2 separate regions of the Mus musculus genome follow, and region 2 is linked to region 1. Evidence: chromatin loops called from intact Hi-C (ENCODE). Cell type or tissue: heart. All regions are shown on one strand. Each heading gives the region's core, and the rest is flanking DNA. Links, peaks and the distances in the headings are about the cores only.

Evidence for each region. Peaks named below come from ENCODE experiments on the same cell type or tissue, not always from the same donor. Only the 100,000 strongest peaks of a DNase experiment are listed, where the experiment ranks them.
Region 2: a loop joins it to region 1, with 5 times the contacts of the local background. A loop is called at or near these places in 9 of 42 quality-filtered maps.

The regions. Positions count from the first base shown.
Region 1 is chr4:46,025,922-46,035,098 of GRCm38, forward strand. It overlaps Tdrd7 (tudor domain containing 7), which reads left to right. Exons shown (of 17, transcript NM_146142.2): 15 at 1-238; 16 at 3,726-3,886; 17 at 8,375-8,844. The coding sequence ends at 8,595. Among named protein-coding and RNA genes, the nearest start is that of Tmod1, 8.7 kb to the right of the region's middle. In heart, for the core only: CTCF peaks have their summits at 3,849 and 7,306 (motif pointing right); DNase peaks (open chromatin) are centred at 2,480, 3,060, 3,850 and 7,500; H3K4me3 peaks cover 1,041 bases; H3K27ac peaks cover 3,670 bases.
Region 2 is chr4:45,937,720-45,946,896 of GRCm38, forward strand. It overlaps Ccdc180 (coiled-coil domain containing 180), which reads left to right. Exons shown (of 38, transcript NM_198660.2): 31 at 3,191-3,257; 32 at 4,064-4,205; 33 at 6,619-6,779; 34 at 7,222-7,359; 35 at 8,483-8,594. Among named protein-coding and RNA genes, the nearest start is that of Tdrd7, 30 kb to the right of the region's middle. In heart, for the core only: a CTCF peak has its summit at 4,207 (motif pointing right); a DNase peak (open chromatin) is centred at 4,232; H3K4me3 peaks cover 221 bases.

The sequences.
Region 1 (9,177 bases), core at 448-8,447:
CCAGCTCTTTCTCCTTGGAGGAACTGCCCCCTCCTGTCCACCTGTCAAGGTCAGGGGAACACATGGATGTGTATGTGCCTGTGGCCTGTCACCCAGGCCATTTTGTCATCCAGCCCTGGCAGGAGATCCATAAGCTAGAAGTGCTGATGGAAGAGATGATCCTGTACTACAGCGTGTCCGAGGAGCGCCACATAGCGGTGGAGCGAGACCAAGTGTACGCAGCCAAAGTGGAGAATAAGTATGTCCTGGGCAGAGCTTGTTCTTCTAAGAGTATAGAGCTCATGAGGGTCCTTAATGTGTCCAGCGAGATTTGGCCTGAACAAATGAGAATTTTGAATGAAAAATGGATTTAGAAAATTGTGCAAATTTTGTGATGTTTAAAGAAATACATGTAAAAATGTACTAACCATTTTCATGTTAAAAGTTAGTGTTACATTAGCCGGGCGTGGTGGCGCATGCCTTTAATCCCAGCACTCGGGAGGCAGAGGCAGGTGGATTTCTGAGTTTGAGGCCAGCCTGGTCTACAAAGTGAGTTCCAGGACAGTCAGGGCTATACAGAGAAACCCTGTCTCAAAAAAACAAAAAAAGAAAAAAGAAAAAAAAAAAGTTAGTGTTACATACATAAAATGAAGTTTTTTTTAAATTAAATGTTTATTGTGGAAAACTTAGAGGAGAAAAAAAACATTAGAAACTAAAACTAGCTCCCAAACATAGCATTTTTTAGCTACTTCTGTAATCTTTCCAGTTTGGTCTGTATATCTGTATCATTGATATGCTGTTATAAAGTTGTACTTGCTTTTCAAAAACTCTAGTAGTCTGTGCTAAAAATTCCTCAGAAACAGTTTGTGGCTGAGTGATTATCTGTCTTAAGGGGAAAGCAAAATTAGCATTTTTTTACTTAGGTAGATTCTCCCAGGTCTTTTGAGTATTATAAATAATAATAGTCAATATTATAAAGAATAAACCATTGCTTCCACCTCTGGTTATTCAGTAAGAGTCTCTGGAAAGAAACTGTTAGTTGAAAGATGCAGATTCCCAGCACACACTGGGGTTGCTTCCTGGCAATTGTGAGCACCATTTTAGGGAGTGGCGTGCATTGATTGTTCCCCGCACCTGTGCCCTGGTACAGGATCTGCCCCAGTGGAGCACAAGCCCCCCCACTTCACACTACACATGCCACTGGGGCTTAGGAAATGAAGAGCCAGCCGAGAGAAGATGAGCTTCTTAATGCTGAACACAAATCCCCACCCTGTTTTCCCTCCATCACTCCCCCAACACACACACACACAGAGTTTAAAAAAGGTCACAATGTTAATTTTTTTTACACAAAATACTTCCTTTCTTAAGATAGTCAACATATATGCATATATAAAAATGTCATTTTTATGAGAGAAAAAAACAATTTTTAACTCTTAAAATGTGGAAAAGAATAATAGTGCTCATTTTGAAAATCATGAGCCTGTGTCATGAGCTTTTCACTGTATAATTCATTGTGTCACTTCATTCACTACAAGTAAGCGTAAGTAGGGTTGACACTCAGTTTGTATGAGTCTGTCTTAATCAGTCTTCCCAGGTAACTTAGTTCTCATGCAGATGGCATCAGAGGGTGGATGAGTGATGTTGGTGTTGGCTCGGCCAGCCAGGAGAGGAAGAGTTGCCCCTCCGGCTCTCCAGCATACAACCGGGGCAGCTCTGCACCCGCACTCCGGAGCTTTAACCAGCTAGCTGTTCATGGATAATGGATATTTTATAGATAAGATAATATTAATGATTTTTTTATTTTTATGCGTTAACCAGTGTTAAGTGTTTAAAGAGCTTCTATCTTACTTAAGACTCTCAACTGTTGAACTTTATTCCCAGCTATGGCAAGCTAATGCATAGGAATTCGATACGGTTTTTAAATTGTCATGGTCTCCAAATCTCTTAGTGAGAAGCACTTGGAAACACATTAAAGCCCTATCCTCCTTTCTTACCCAGCCCCTGAGTCTAACCCTCAGGAAAAGGCCCAGCATCTGCGTTTTTTAACACTCTGGGTTATGACTGCTCTGGAGTTGATATCTAGTCCAGTCTGAGCCTCTGTGTAGTAATCACCGGGCTTCAGAAGTTCAGCTGAGCAGAAATACACCCGTTTTCTGCAGTGCTCTTTTTATTCCTCTGTACTCAGTGGACTGGAGACACAGAGCGCCATCCCTGGCCCCCTGTAGCTCACTGATGATGCTGTGGGTAGAGACCAAGTGTATTTATTGTACCCCTTTGAGCAACCTGCAGCCTGCAGCCTGGCATCTCTACCAGGAAAAATCCCCTCCAGTCTGGTCTGCAGTTTTCACTGAGTTATCTGCAAATGGTGGCTGGCACTTTTAAATGCCTATTGTAACGCCAAGTATCGAGCTAGACACTTGGAAACAAAAAGTAAACCGTTACACAGGAGACAGCTGAGGCTCAGGCCAGTGTGACACTGCAGGGCTATGGGCCAGGGCGATTTCCGTTCCTGTGTGCTTGGCTCCCAACCCCCAGCTGTTTGTCATGAATCCTTTCTGTATCCCAGTTGTCTGTGAGATACATACATTCTTGCTTACTGCATCTTAGACCAAGGTTCCTGTGTTCCTTAGAAGCCCTCAGTCACATACAGGGATTAAAACTGGCCTCGTTGTAAGCTACTAGCTGTTTCACCCTGGGCTTGCTTCAGGTTTCTGGCTGATAAACTCATTGCAGAGAATGCTTGGTCCTGCCACCTGAGGTCCAGTCCATGTCAAACAGAGAGAAAACACATTTGTTAAGGAGAAGAGAGAACTGAGAATGGGAGGGGCTCCAAAGGAGGATACCCAAAAATAATGTTTTGTTCAGAACTTTTGATCTCTTCCCCAAACAGCCACCGAGTCCTCTGCCTTCACAAGTCCTCACTCTGGCCTCCCTGGCATATCTGCCCCTGCAACCATCATGTCCCCTCAGCTTTTCCCTGCTCTTAAGCAGCTCTCTGGCTTCCCCTCATCCTACCTGCGACTCTCTTTTCATCGTGCAGACATAGACCATACATCAGATGTGGCCATCTTGTGTCTCCACAGAGTGAGGGATCCCTTGCCTTGTCCTGACCACCCCCATGGCATCTGTTTCAGCCTAAAGAGAGTGACAGTGCAAGAGCCACTGCCTTTGCGTAGCCCCATGAGGCCTGTAAAACTCCAGCCTGTATCAGAGAGGATCCAGGGCCACAGCAGGCAGTGCTAACCTCTGGGGAGAAGCAGCCACAGTTGCTTCCAAACTTCCATGGCTCATTTGTGTGTGTGTGTGTGTGTGTGTGTGTGTGAGTGTGTGTGTGTGTGCATGTGTGTGTGTGTGAGTGTGTGTGTGTGTGTGAGTGTGTGTGTATGCGTGTGCGTGTGAGTGTGTGTGCGTGTGTGTGTGTGTGAGTGTGTGTGTGTGCGTGAGTGTGTGTGTATGCGTGTGTGTGTGTGTGTGTGTGAGTGTGTGTGTGTGTGCGTGTGTGTGTGTGTGTGTGTATGTGTGTATGCGTGTGTGTGTGTGTGTGAGTGTGTGTGTGTGTGTATGTGTGTGTGTGTGTATGTGTGTGTGTGAGTGTGTGTGTATGCGTGTGTGTGTGTGTGTGAGTGTGTGTGTGTGTGTGTGTGTGTGTGAGTGTGTGTGTGTGTGTAGCATATAGTGCTTGTTTCCCTTTGGAAAGGGTGCTGACTTGGCCTGTTTTTTCTCTTTGTAACCCAATGTGTCCGTAGGTGGTACAGGGTACTTTTAAAAGGAATCCTGACCAATGGGCTGGTGTCTGTGTACGAGCTGGACTACGGCAAGCATGAGCTCGTCAACATAAGGAAAGTGCAGCCCCTAGTGGACGTGTTCCGAAAGCTGCCCTTCCAGGCGGTCACCGCTCAACTGGCAGGTAATTTCTGCAGTGGGGCTCAGCTATAGTGGGGCTTGCACTCTGCTTGGTGCTAGGTTTTTAGTGAGTGCAGGGTCACTAGTTAGCCTGCTGTGTGTTGCTTCAGCTTTTTAATGCTAGCAGCATCCTGTCCTCGGTGATCATTTTCATGGCCAGTCTGTTCCCCTGCCCCCCCCCCCCCCCACTTTTTGACTTGGTTTGCATTGCCTGATAAATTCCTAAAGCTGCAATCCTGGGATAGATAGCGATGTTGCTTGGTTTTCCTCACTCACAGTCTCCCTGTTTGGGGGACTATATTATCCTATGGGCTAGTTGTCATTTCCCCACCCCCAGAACTGCAGATTGAACCGCGCATCGTTTGTGGGAATGCTAAGTACAGCCTGAGCTATACCCCTACCTCCTGCAGCTTATTTTGATGAACATAAAGCATTCCATTGACCCAGTATTTCCCTGGTTTGAACAGTAATAAAAACAAGCAAAAGGTAACAGAAACTTTCAGCCTAAATAACCAATAAGCACAAATTAATTATTTTTAATTCTAAACTTAGTAACTGCTACACAATCACAAGATTGTGTAAGGGCTAGTGAGTTTCTTGTTTGCATCATAGCACAGCTTATAAATGTGTAACTTCACCACACAGTGACATTTGGTATGCTTATTTAATGGCTCTACACTGGACACTGCTTTGTATGTTGCCTCATGAAGTCTTCCTCTGCCCTTTGAGAGACAGTTCAGATGTGGCTCCCCTATGAGTGACCACTGGGCCCCCTCAGTTTGAACAAAAGGCATGGAGGCCAGCAGAACACCTGTGCTTCTGGGTCCTCAGTGTCCTGCCATGCTGGGACAGTGTGGCCTTGCAGCCTCCTTGAGCCACTTGATGCCTTCGCTGCTGCCTGAGGCCCTGGCCTTTTGTACCCCATATGTGGGGCAGTTGGGGGACGAGGTGCAGACAAGGGTGGATGTGAATTCTCTGCTGGTTGCCCAACCTCTAGTGCAAGATCATTCTGAGATCCTTGCCCTCTGCCCTGTGCCTGACTGCTAGGATTCAAAGCAGCTTCCCATGGCGGTTGCATGTAAAACACAAACAGCACTTACACAGCACTTTGTCTGTGCCATGGCCACTAGTCAGTCTGGGCTTGCAGTAGTTTCTTCAGATTCAATACTAGCTTTTCCTTCATTTCCACTTTGAATGCCCAAGTTTACCCAATAGCATGTTCTGTCAAATATGGCATCTCACTGCCAAGAGGGTTCTCTGAGGGATGGGTGCCTAGTGTCCCTGCTGTTTTGACAGGGCCTTCAGAGTGTGCACACGCGCGCACACACACACACACACACACACACACACACACACACACACACAGAGCTTTCTACTGTCCTAACCCACACTGCTGTAGATCTCCCCCTGAGCACCCTCTTGCAGTGCACCACACTGTCTGATGTGAATGCTGTGTGTTCATTTTCATTTAGCTCAAATATTTTGAAATCCCTTTGGGGACTCTTTGGCCTGTGAGTTAGAATTGTGTTATTTCTTCTTGATGTCCTGCGATTTTTTTTTTTTTTTTTTTTTTTTTGCTAGCTTTCTGTTAATCTCCATTGTGGTTTGACCAGACATTGTGTGGTTTTTGTTGTTTTGAATTTGTTCAGGTGTTTTATGTCCCAGAATATGAGTCCATGAAAACTTGAGAAAAATTATAATCTGCTGTTAGTGGATGAGACCTGTAGATCTAACAAGTGTTGAGTTTAGTGTGTCCTGCTGGAGCTACCCCTACCCTGTGTGTGTGTGTGTGTATGTGTGTGTGTATACAGGTATGCTGGTGCCCATACCTGTTTTTGTTCCTGTTGAAAACAGAGGTCAATGCCAGGCATCCTCCTGTTTTGCTCTGGACCTGGTATCTGGAGTCAAGGTCCTCTCACTGGATGTGTGTATTCAATGTGTTGATGAGAGGACAATGTCGGCTGTCTTCCTCAACCACTGCCCACCTTATTTTTCTTAAGATGAGCTCTCACTGAACCTGGGCCTGAGTTCCTAAGCTGGCTAGCCAGCAAGTTCCAGGGCTCCATCTACCTGCCTGTGTCTCCCTAGGGTGCAATTGTGAGAGTGCAGCACACCTGCCTTTCACTTGCGTGCTGGGAGTGCACACCCTGGTAGGTTCTTTACAACCAAGCTGGGTCCTAGCTTTCCAGGCTAATGGTAAGTAGTGTTATTCTCCATTGCAGTTAGTGGCAGTACGTCATGGACTTTATAAAACAACTTCGTCCTTAGGGAAAACAGTTACGTCCTCCTCCCCTCCATGACAACTCTGACTGAAGCCATTGATTTGCATATATATTACTAATTTGCATAATCAGCTACTTTGATGCTAATAATATGAATGTACTGTTTTCTACTGCTAGATCCGTTACAAATAAGAATGGCTGGGCACTTGCCTGTAACTCCAGCACTAGGGAGACTGAGGCAGGAGGATTGTGAGTCTGAAGCCAACTTGGGCTACATAGTGAGACATAATCAAGCCTCAGAAGCGAACAGTGTGACTTCCCCTCGTCACTCTGTGGCTCTTTCTCTGATGCGTTCGCTCTCTTCCTCTCCTCAGACCCGGGTTTGCTTTTTCCTCTGAAGGTCTTCCTCATTGCTTCCGAAGCAGCCTATCAGCAGACTCCACCCGGTTTTTACTTGTCCACAGTCTGTTCTTCCTCCTCCTCTTTTGTTTTTCTTTTCTTCTGCCCCTCCACATCCCGCCTCTCTAGATGAACCCAGTGCCTGCGAAGCACTGGGCCCTGCACTGTGAGGGCTTCTTGGGCAGGGTAGCTGTGAGCTTTTTCCTTCTCCACTGCCGCACTTTATTCCTGGGCTCTCCAGTGCAGTGCGGTGCGGTGCAGTGCGGCTGCAAGTCTGAGAGTCTGTCCCACTGCACCTGAGCTGCTTCCCCTCCTTCGGCTTCTTCCCCAGCTTTCACTGATTTTAGGTTTTCTGACGTTGGGTGTGATGTGCAGAGCTCTGTGTGTGTGTGTGTGTGTGTGTGTGTGTGTGTGTGTGTGTGTGTGGTATGACTCGGACCGGAGGTCCCCAGCTCACTGGCAGTGTTTGTCCCCTTGCCTCCTTCCCTCTCTCCCTTCCCCGTTCCCACTACACTGACCCTCACACTGTCCCAGTTGTCACAGTTCTGACTCCGTCCCACCACCCCAGCCTTCTCTCTGCTTCAGTCTTAGAAGCTTCTCCTGTTGCATGCTTGCGATCAGAGACTCTTTCCTGGCCCCGTCTGCCCGGCCAGTGAGCTTAGCAGACTTCTTTCAGCGCTTTTGTTGGTTTTGTTCCCAGCATTTAAATTTTTTCTTTCCACTTTTCTAAAAATTTCCATATTTCTATTAATCATATTTTTTCTCTTTGGTGCCAAGCATGGGCACATAGGCAAGCAAACCCTTTCCCACTGGGTGGCATCCCACCCTCCCTCTGTTCTCATGTGCAGCCTGTCTCCTCCATTGAAGCCCTCAGTTGTCACTCAGGGTTACTTTAAATTCCTGCCTGGTCACTCCAGCATTCCTGCCTTATCTGCTGATTCCAATGGTTGCTCAGTCTCTTCAGACTGTGGGCGTGGCCTTTAGAGTCACTTGGTGGAGGTGAACATGATGCACTGGTAAAAGGCATTTCTGAACAGGCCCTCAGTGGTGAGCGTGTAAGGGGGTTGGGACTGGGGAGTCTATAGTCCCATAGCCAGGTGCCACCATGAGTCCTGGGTGAGCCTATGCCTCCAGACTGTGAGCTTCACTTCCTCCCAGGAGTCCCTCTTATGGGGAGCAGGATGGCTGTAGGCAAGAGGGAGCCTGCGTAAGACCTGCCTGAGCATTCCTCGGATCCATGGGCTCAGATGAAACATTGCGCTCTTCTCTATGGCTCTCTGTTGTTGTAAGAAATGACAGTGTGGGGCTGGAGACATGGCTCAGTGGTTAAGAGCACTGACTGCTCTTCTAGAGGTCCTGAGTTCAAATCCCAGCAACCACATGGTGGCTCACAACCATCTATAAGGGGATCTGATGCACTCCTCTGGTGTGTCTGAGGGCAGGTACAGTGTACTCATATAGATAAAATAAATAAGTCTTTTTAAAAAGAAAAGCAAGAAATGACAGTGTACATAGATCATATAACCACGCTTTTCTGTTAATTCAGTGTTGGTCCTGACATTTTCCCCTAGCTATCTCAATTCTAAAACTTTATAATTTAGGTATAGGAAATGGGTGTGGTCATCACTACCCTGCTTTATACACAGCACGGTCGTCTCAAAGGGAACATGTGTCTGCAGGTAGTCTCACCTTTATTCACGATAGACAAGCTGTGAGCTGAGGAGCTTTGGGCTGCTATTCTCTGCCGTAGGCAGGTCTAACCTGGAATACTTGAAGTACTTTGTAACTGACTAAACAGTTCTCCCGCCCAGTGGCTCAGAGAAAGGCAGGAGTGGCCACTCACTGCCCCCTCACCCCCTGTCTTCTCCTAGGCGTGAAGTGCAGCCAGTGGTCGGAGGAGGCTTCGATGGTGTTTCGAAATCACGTGGAGAAGAAAGCCCTGGTGGCGTTGGTGCAGACAGTTGTTGAGCACACTAATCCTTGGGACCGGAAAGTGGTGCTCTATCTCGTAGACACGTCGCTGCCCGACACTGACACCTGGATTCATGACTTTATGTCACAGTATCTGCTAGAGCTTTCGAAAGTTAATTAATCACTGCTTGAGATGTTGACCGCTAATGAGATTGTTCTCAAAGCAATAATACAAAATGTGTAGGAGGGTCTTAAAACATCTTATTTTTACTACATGGCTCTGACTGTTGTGGAGGATTGAAAAGAATATGCTTTGTTTGATGAAAGATATTTAACAAGTTTTGTTTAATGCAGTTGACTTTTCAAAGAAAAATTGCACTTGAATTATTAATATAATATTAGAATAAAATGTTTAGCAATATAAAACCTGATGTCTTAGTTTGCTTTCTATTCTCTTTTGTACACCATGGCCAAAAAGAAACTTCCGAGGAAAACCCTCTCCAGAGGAAAGCAAGGCAGGAACCGAAGCACAGGCTACAGAGAAGCGTTGCTTCCTGGCTGTTCCCCGGGGCTTGCTTAGTCTGCTTTCTTATAGAACCCAGGACCACAGACCCAGGGGGCTGGGCCCGTCTGCATCAGGCATTACTCAAGACTACAGGCCAGTCTGATGCAGACATTTTTTAACTTGAGGCTCCTTCTCGGATGACCGTAATTGTGCCAAGTTGATGTGTTAGCTTTGTAGTCTCGAGGCATTCTGATCCTA
Region 2 (9,177 bases), core at 796-8,795, 88 kb before region 1:
TATTAGGTATTTTCCTCGTTTACATTTCCAATGCTATCCCAAAAGTCCCCCATACCCAACCCCCCAATCCCCTACCCACCCACTACCCCTTTTTGGCCCTGGCATTCCCCTGTACTGGGGCATATAAAGTTTGCAAGTCCAAAGGGCCTCTCTTTCCAGTGATGGCTAACTAGGCCATCTTTTGATACATATGCAGCTAGAGAAAAGAGCTCCGGGGTACTGGTTAGTTCATATTGTTGTTCCACATATAGGGTTGCAGTTCCCTTTAGCTCCTTGGGTACTTTCTCTAGCTCCTCCATTGGGGGCCGTGTGACCCATCCAATAGCTGACTGTGAGCATCCACTTCTGTGTTTGCTAGGCCCCGGCATAGTCTCACAAGAGACAGCTATATATGGGTCCTTACAGCAAAATCTTGCTAGTGTATGCAATGGTGTCAGCGTTTGGAAGCTGATTATGGGATGGATCCCTGGATATGGCAATCACTAGATGGTCCATCCTTTCGTCACAGCTCCAAATTTTGTCTCTGTAACTCCTTCCATGGGTGTTTTGTTCCCATTTCTAGGAAGGGGCAAAGTGTCCACACTTTGGTCTTCGTTCTTCTTGAGTTTCATGCGTTTAGCAAATTGTATCTTATATCTTGTGTATCCTAAGTTTCTGGGCTAATATCCACTTATCAGTGAGTACATATTGTGCGAGTTCCTTTGTGATTGGGTTACCTCACTCAGGATGATGCCCTCCAGGTCCATCCATTTGCCTAGGAATTTCATAAATTCATTCTTTTTAATAGCTGAGTAGTACTCCATTGTGTAAATGTACCACATTTTTTGTATCCATTCCTCTGTTGAGGGGCATCTGGGTTCTTTCCAGCTTCTGGCTATTATAAATAAGGCTGCTATGAACATAGTGGAGCATGTGTCCTTCTTACCGGTTGGGACATCTTCTGGATATATGCCCAGGAGAGGTATTGCGGGATCCTCCGGTAGTACTATGTCCAATTTTCTGAGGAATCACCAGACTGATTTTCGGAGTGGTTGTACAAGCTTGCAATCCCACCAACAATGGAGGAGTGTTCCTCTTTCTCCACATCCTCGCCAGCATCTGCTGTTACCTGAATTTTTGATCTTAGCCATTCTGACTGGTGTGAGGTGGAATCTCAGGGTTGTTTTGATTTGCATTTCCCTGATGATTAAGGATGTTGAACATTTTTTCGGGTGCTTATCAGCCATTTGGTATTCCTCAGGTGAGAATTCTTTGTTCAGCTCTGAGCCCCATTTTTAATGGGGTTATTTGATTTTCTGGAGCCCACCTTCTTGAGTTCTTTATATATATTGGATATTAGCCCCCTATCCAATTTGGAATAGGTAAAGATCCTTTCCCAATCTGTTGGTGGTCTTTTTGTCTTATTGACGGTGTCTTTTGCCTTGCAGAAGCTTTGCAATTTTATGAGGTCCCATTTATCGATTCTCGATCTTACAGCACAAGCCATTGCTGTTCTATTCAGGAATTTTTCCCCTGTACCCATATCTTCGAGGCTTTTCCCTACTTTCTCCTCTATAAGTTTCAGTGTCTCCGGTTTTATGTGGAGTTCCTTTTATTAGTAGTACTAGAGAGTGGTTGTGAATGTGGGCCCGTGTATTTCACCGCGTGTGCCACCGAGTGTGTGTGTGTGTGTGTGTGTGTGTGTGTGTGTGTATGTGTAAGTCAGAGAACAAGTTTCAGGAGTTGGTTCTTTCCTGCCTTCTTTGGCAGGGTCTCTCATCTTGTTTCTGCTGTGTCCCGTCACTTCCTCCCATCTCATGATAGGAATGCTGGGGTTATAGCCTGGCACTTCATCTGGCTTTTTGTTTCCCTACATGGGATTGTGGGATCATGGGATCAGGTCTCGGGCTTTCTCTGCAATCACTTTTACCCGGGAGCCCTCTCTCTAGCTTTGGCTTACTGTTCACAATCTCTCTCTCTCTCTCTCTCTCTCTCTCTCTCTCTCTCTCTCTCTCTCTCTCTTCCTCAAATTGTTATTGTTTTTAGACAAGATTTCAGTAGTTCAAGCTGGCCTGGAACCCAAAGGTAGCCACAGCTGACCTTGACCTTGTAGTCTCATACTCCTGTCTTTGCCTCCTGCTGGAATTATAGGTGTGGTCTATCACGACCAGTTTGTTCTTTTCTCAGTGAGTACAGGGGACCAACCAGTGCAGGGGCCACCAGGCCACCAGGGCCTCTGATGAATACCACTCCTGTCTTAGTGTTTTACTTCTGTGAACAGACACCATGACCAAGGCAACTCTTATAAGGACAACATTAATTGGGGCTGGCTTATAGGTTCAGAGGTTCAGTCCATTATCATCAAGGCAGGAGCATGGCAGCATCCAGGCAGGCATGGTGCAGGAGGAGCTGAGAGTTCTACATCTTCATCTGAAGGCAAACAGAAGAAGACTGGCTCCCAGGCAGCCAGGAGGAATGTCCCTCAAAGCCAGCCCTCCACCCCCAGTGACACACTTCCTCCAACAAGGCCACACCTCCTAATAGTGCTGCTCCTGGGCCAAGCATATTCAACGTCACTCTATATCCAGGGTTAGAACTTGGGCACACTAAGATGCTTCCACCAAGTTGATTGGTGCAGATAGGCACTCATAAGTGGGGACTGTGTGTGGTCGAGAGCTCCATGGAGCAGGCACTCAGGGGAAACGTGTTCATCTTTACAGAAGCAAGAAGGAAGTGTTTGATTAGCTACTGTGCAAAATCCCTAGTTAGAGGTCCACTAGCTATTTCTGATTAGTTAAGGTTAAGTTTCATTTTTGTAGCCATCCACACATTCTGACCTCATGCAGGAAACTCCGGGACCAGACATATGTCTGTCTTATAATCTCCCAATCAGTGTCTTAAGTCCTTGGTAGATTTTACAGTCTGCTAAAAGAGACAGAGAGATTAATCAGCCAGTCAAACCAATCAATCCCCAAACCGCCGATCAGAGTGCGTCAGATGAGCTGAGTATCAGAATCAGGCAGAGTTAGGAACTGAGGAAGAAAAGGAACAAAGGATAAATGAGGATTGTGCTGTTCAAAGGGCAGTATTCCATAGTTACGATGAGTGACAGGGTTAGAATTGAACACTTCACATACTCTGTTGCTTGGTTTTGTCTACCTCGGTGCATGCAGAAGAGATGACTCACAGATCTGCCTTGTTGGTGTTGCAGGGATTTTAAAGGCATCATCCTGAATCTCCTGTGGGAGAGCAATGAGCACCTGATGGTCGTGGTGGAGGTGAGAGCCACTGCCCTCAGGCCCTGGCCTATCCTGGAAGCCCCCTCCAGCCCTCTCCACCCCTACCCCCATGCAGTCTGTTGAGCAGGCCACTCTACGATTCCAGTTCAGGACCTTGAACCTGTTGTCTGTTTGATTTGTTATTTTTGTTTTGTTTTTAACTTTTTCTCCTCTTGGTTTGTTTGTTTGTCTATTTATTTATTTATTTATTTATTTTGGTTTTTTCGAGACAGGGTTTCTCTGCGTAGCCCTGGCTGTCCTGGAACTCACTTTGTAGACCAGGCTGGCCTTGAACTCAGAAATCTGCCTGCCTCTGCCTCCCAAGTGCTGGGATTAAAGGCATGCGCCACCACTGCCCAGCTTAACTTTCCCTCTTGCACACTAAACATCGTTCATCAGTGTGGCATTTATTCATTTACTTAAGCTGCCAGCAAACATTCTTGGACAAAGTTTGTGTGTCAGTTAAAGAATATGCCAAGAGGAACAAACCCAACCTTGCCCCCAAGGGCCCCCACGGGCTGGGTTCTGCCAGGCAGGGCTCATCTGTCTTTGTGGTCACATCCTGTTGCTTTCTAGTGAACACACAGCGTTGTTCCAGTTTGAAACGCTATGGACTCGGGTCTCTAGAGTTAGGTAGGGGTTTGCTATCCACTCATTCAGGAATTCAACGTAATCTGTTTGTAGCCACGCTAGGTGGGCCTAGCACACAGAGAAGGTCACGCCAGCAGAGGGCGAGTACATAAAGACTCAGAGGTGTGGATCAGGATAGACCAATGGGGCCACACATGGTCACCTCTCTCTGGCAGGATTTTTACCGTAAAGAGAAACGCCCAGTCACAAGGCCTGAATGCATGTATGAGAGCTTTGACCAGTGCGCCGACCACATCAGCAGGAAGATCCTAGAATATCACCGTCAGGCGGACGAGTACCACAACTCCTGCCTTCTGGGTAAGTGCAGTTATGCCGGGAGGCCAGCAGAGGGAGCATTGGAGTAGTTATGGCGGGGAACCCAGGGTGGGCCTGAGCCCACCTTCCCCTCTGACTCAGAGGAGTCAGGAATAGCCCTGTAAAAAGTCAACCTCTTGGAGTTAAGAGAACGCCACTGTTAACTTTAAGTGAGTTGAAAAGAAAGAAAGAAAGAAAGAAAGAAAGAAAGAAAGAAAGAAAGAAAGAAAGAAAGAAAGAGAGAAAGAAAAGAAAGGAAGGAAGGAAGAAAGAAAAAAAGAAAAGAAAAGAAAAGAAAGAAAGAAAGAAAGAAAGAAAGGAAAGAAGGAAGGAAGGAAGGAAGGAAGGAAAGGAAAGAAAGAAAAGAAAGAAAGAGAGAGAGAGAAAGAAAAGAAAGGAAGGAAGGAAAAAAGGAAGGAAGGAAAGAAAGAAAAGAAAGAAAGAAAGAAAGGAAGGAAGGAAGGAAGGAAGAAAGGAAAGAAGGAAGGAAGGAAAGAAAGAAAAGAAAGAAAGAAAGAAAAGAAACAAGGAAAAAGGCTAGAGTTTCATTGTTTTTTCAGGAACATTGTTGGTTTTCCACTTTGTTTCTGTTCACCCATGAAGTGTATGTTCAGTGGCTTTCAGTTCATTTCTAGAGTTGGAGGACTGTCATTGCTGTCAATGTTAACCCCCATCAACCTATCCCCTCCCAGACCCAAGCAGCTGTCTGTAATTCCTTGAGAATGGATTCGTGTGGCCCTTTCTGACTGTCTTCTTTAGTTTTATGGAATGTTTTGAGGCATGCTGTGGGTTGTTTGATACCTCTGGGCATATCGATCTCACTTTCTTGATCTCTACAGTATGATTTCAGAGGTAGCAGGGGGAGGTATGTCGGAGATGGGGGGATCAGGAGGCACCCAGACCTGGGGTCAAAACTCAGGCCTGTTATCTGCCAGCTGTGCAACTTTGGCAAGGTGATTCTACCTCTCTGAGCCTCCGTTTTCTTGTCTGTAAGCCAAGGAAGGCTTCTTTGGTGATTAACCCCTCACAGAGAATGACCGGACATAGCCCGTGACTGTAGAATAGGTAAAATCCAAGCCATAGACTACATCTTCCAGCAAGCTCTGAGGGAGCCCAATCTCTATGGTTATCCCCGAAGTAAAGGCACTGAGGCCAGGTGTTCTTGGGAAGTACCATGGACTGTGTTCCTCTTGTAGATGTCTAATCTGCTGGTGGAAACTTCTGTCCCCTTTTTTGCAGCAGCCCAGCACCCTCTCTGTATCCTATTGAGGACATAGAAATCATCAGATTTTTGGTATAAAGTATGGTATTTGGGGCATACAATATTTTAAAGTGTTGTAAGTATGAGACACACAAAAGCCAAAAATCAAATGGGAATAGGAACTATGATAAACAGAGCAGAGACCCCGACTGCTGCCTGACACCCATGGGACCCGGAGCCTCCTCTTCCATAGTCAGGGCATTGGGAATAGGAGACACATGCCAAGACCATCCAGTGTGGGATGTTCCGAGTGAAGCTGAGACTACACAGGGCTCTCCCTGCCTTTGCCTCCGCCCTCAAGCTCCCACAGATGAAGTTCCCAAAGTTCTCCCTGTGATTGCAAAGCACTCGGAGCCAGAGGCACAGAACAAGAAGATCTCAGACCCCGAAGGAACACCAGAGACAGCTAGTTGTGCGTGGTAGTACACAGTTTTGATTCCAGCACCGGGAAGGCAGGGTTTCAAAGTCAAGGCTAGCCTGGGCTACACAGTAAGACTGGAGGAAGAATTTTAAAAGAGGTAGAAGGGGATGGAGGGGGAAGAGCAGGAGAGAGGAAGTGGGAGGGGTCAGGAGTGAAACACCAGGCACAGGATACAAGATGATGCGCTTGTAGCGAGAGGAAAGAGGACATTGGAAACGCAAGGATGAAGATCCTACAAAAATGACAGATTTGATACCAAAGAGAACGAAGTAGAACTTCTAAAAAGGAAACATCAAGAGCTGACAACTTAAAATGATGAATGGGTGTTCGCCCAGGTGATGCGTAGCTGAATGTGGAGTTAGTGAGCTGGAGGGCAGATGCAGAGGGGAACTATCCAGCAAGACAGGGAGATGAAGACCTGAGAAGTAAAGAGTCAGGCGTGAAAGAGTAGGTCTCAGCACGTGTCATCCGGAGGTGCAGGAGAGGGAGACAAGGTCAAGGCAGTGCCTGAAGAGGTCATAGATGGGAACTTGCCCATGACGATACACACAACACATTTTAAGCACACAGAGAATCCCTCTGAATTTCCTATCTTGGCCTGCCTGCGGAGCTCCTTTGGTTGGAATAGGTCTTATCCCACCAGAGACCCATGTTTTCTCCCTTTGTTAGAGACATGGCCGCAGCAACTTCCATCTCCCCTGTCCATCCCTGATCCCTCCCCTCGATTCCTGCAGAGTTGCGTGCCCAGGTGAGGAGGTTTGAGGAGCTGCTGCCCCAGGTGTGCTGGCTGGTGACGGAGAACTACAAGGAACAGCACTGGGGCAAGTTTTGCGCATCTCTGAAGGAGGTCCAGGAGCAGTTTGAGCAGCAGCAGAAGCAGCTAGAGCTGGAGAAGGTGAAGGTCACAGGGCCAGGGGTGCAGGGAGTTGAGATTGGAGACAGGTCACGAGCAAGGCTGCTGGGGACAGGGATGCTGGCAAATTCGTAGCTAAGCCAACACTCATCGGCAGAAGGCACTCCCCAAACTCTGGGCCGTATGTGAAATCTTTGATAGGGCCTCGGTCATTGATATCAACAACAGTTGGACCGTTTTCCTTGGTGCGGTGGGATATGATTGGTGCTGTTTATTGTCTAAAGGTCCAGATGGTGCTGGAGCAGGTACTCAGCTCCCCTGCTTTCCAACCCTCTGAGTACCAACCACACTCCTACCTTCCCACACTCAGATCACACTCATAGGACATACCTGTCTGCATGTGGCCCTAGCTGACAGACGACATCCGTCCTGATTTCAAGTCTGGGTCGAAATCTCTGCTCATTTCTGCCTTGTTTGATTGAAGGATGAAAATGCTCGGAAGCTCCATCCAAATCTTGGCCACCCCACATACATCAGTCAAATGGAGTCACTACAAATGGCGGAGGAGCTGAGGCAGCAGGAGCTGAACCGGATGATCCACGAGAACCAGGAGAAGATGGAGGTGAGGGTTGCCATTCGGTCTCCACCCCAGGTGCTCAGGGCCATGCCGCCCTTCAGAGAGCTAGGCCTGATGGTTAGTACCCGATCGTGTGTTTGTTTGAGACAGGGACTCTCTCTATAAGTCCTGGCCGTCCTAGAACTTGCCAAGTAGACCAGGCTGGCCTAGAACTCACAGAGTGCCTCCCAAGTGCTAGGATTAAAGGCAAGGGACACCACACTTGGCCGTACTTTGATTTTAAATTATTTACAAAAACTAGTAATGACTGTTTTCTTCAAGATCCATACCTACTTTTATTTTCTGTTTGGTGAGTTCTCTGTGTTTGTACCTTGGCCATTTCTGAAGTGTGTGGGTATGTGTTCGTGTGTGTGTGAGTTCACGTGTGTGTGTGTGTTCACGTGTGTGTGTTCGTGTGTGTGTTCACATATGTGTGTGTGGTGTGTGTTCGTGTGTGTGTGTTCACATGTGTGTGTGGTGTGTGTGTTCACATATGTGTGTGTGTTCATATGTGTGTGTGTGTTCATGTGTGTGTTTGTGTGTGTGTTCACATATGTGTGTGTGTGTGGTGTGTGTGTGTTTGTGTGTGTGTTCATGTGTGTGTGTTCGTGTGTGTGTGTGTGTGTGTGTGTGTGTGTGTGTATGGTAGGGGGACATCCATGTGAACACATGCATGTCCATATGGAAGGCTGATGTCAGTGGAGGGTGTTGTTCTTCAAGAACAGTCACCCTGCTTTATGAGACAAGGTCTCTCACTAAACCTGGACTCTAGACTAGGCCAGAGAGCCGCAGGAACCCTGTCTCTGCTTCCCCAGTGCTGGGATTTGTGGGGGCACATACCATCGTACCCAGCTCTTTTTGTGAGTGTGGGAATTGAACTCAGGTTTTCATGCTTTGATGGCGAGTACTTAACCCACTGGGATGTTTCTCTAACTCCTCCGAATCCTTTCTTAGTTTCAAACCAGATCAGATGTTGGGAGAGATCTCTGGGCTCCAAGGACCAGTGCAGCTGTTCACACGATGTTGGGGTTGCCTCACCCGTTGGCTCTCCCTGGAGTCGTTCTACCCACCTCCTGCTAGCCTGGTAGTGGCTTGTTTCTGAAGTCCATTTTCACTCTGTTTCTTCCAGGAATTTGCCAAGAAGTATGCCCGCTTCTTCATATCAAATTTGGCCTCCTTCACAGAGAGGTTTCTGATGCAGCTGGATGAAGTGATTACCATAGATGACATCCAGGTCCCACGTACGTGGCACATCAGCCTCAGGCCGTGGCCCTAAGGGGTCACAAGGCGTACGGGGGTTGGGGCTTAGGGGTGTCTGCTGTCCCTCAGTCAGGGTGAAAGCATTTTCTTCAGTGAGCGGTGTTCTGGCCCCAGAATGATGTACAATAGCCACACTCATAGCTTTGAGTATATACCAAGCCAAAGTAGCAAGGTAAATAGCAGCTTGCAGGTAGTTCAATAGACAGATAGCAAAACATCATCACACAGAGCTCAAAACATCCAGCTGGGGAAGCCCCACTGAGGCACTCATCTGGAGCTTCTGATGGGTGATCCTGGACAGGGCAGGGCATCTCCTCAGCTGAGGCTTCCGTTACCAAACTTGGAAGTTACAATCTGTTCCCCCAAGTCAGATCTTGCCTCCTGTCCTCAGTCAGCCACTAAACTAAGTGAAAAGCAGAAAAAGGAGATTTGCTCAGAAAAGGGACAAAGAGATCCTGCAAAGCCCCAAATCCATCTTCAGGGCCCTGAGTTGGGGTTGAAGTTTAAATAAAAGGCCAAGTGTGTGCACCTCTCCCCACGCCAGGTAAAAGTGGTCCCCAGCCC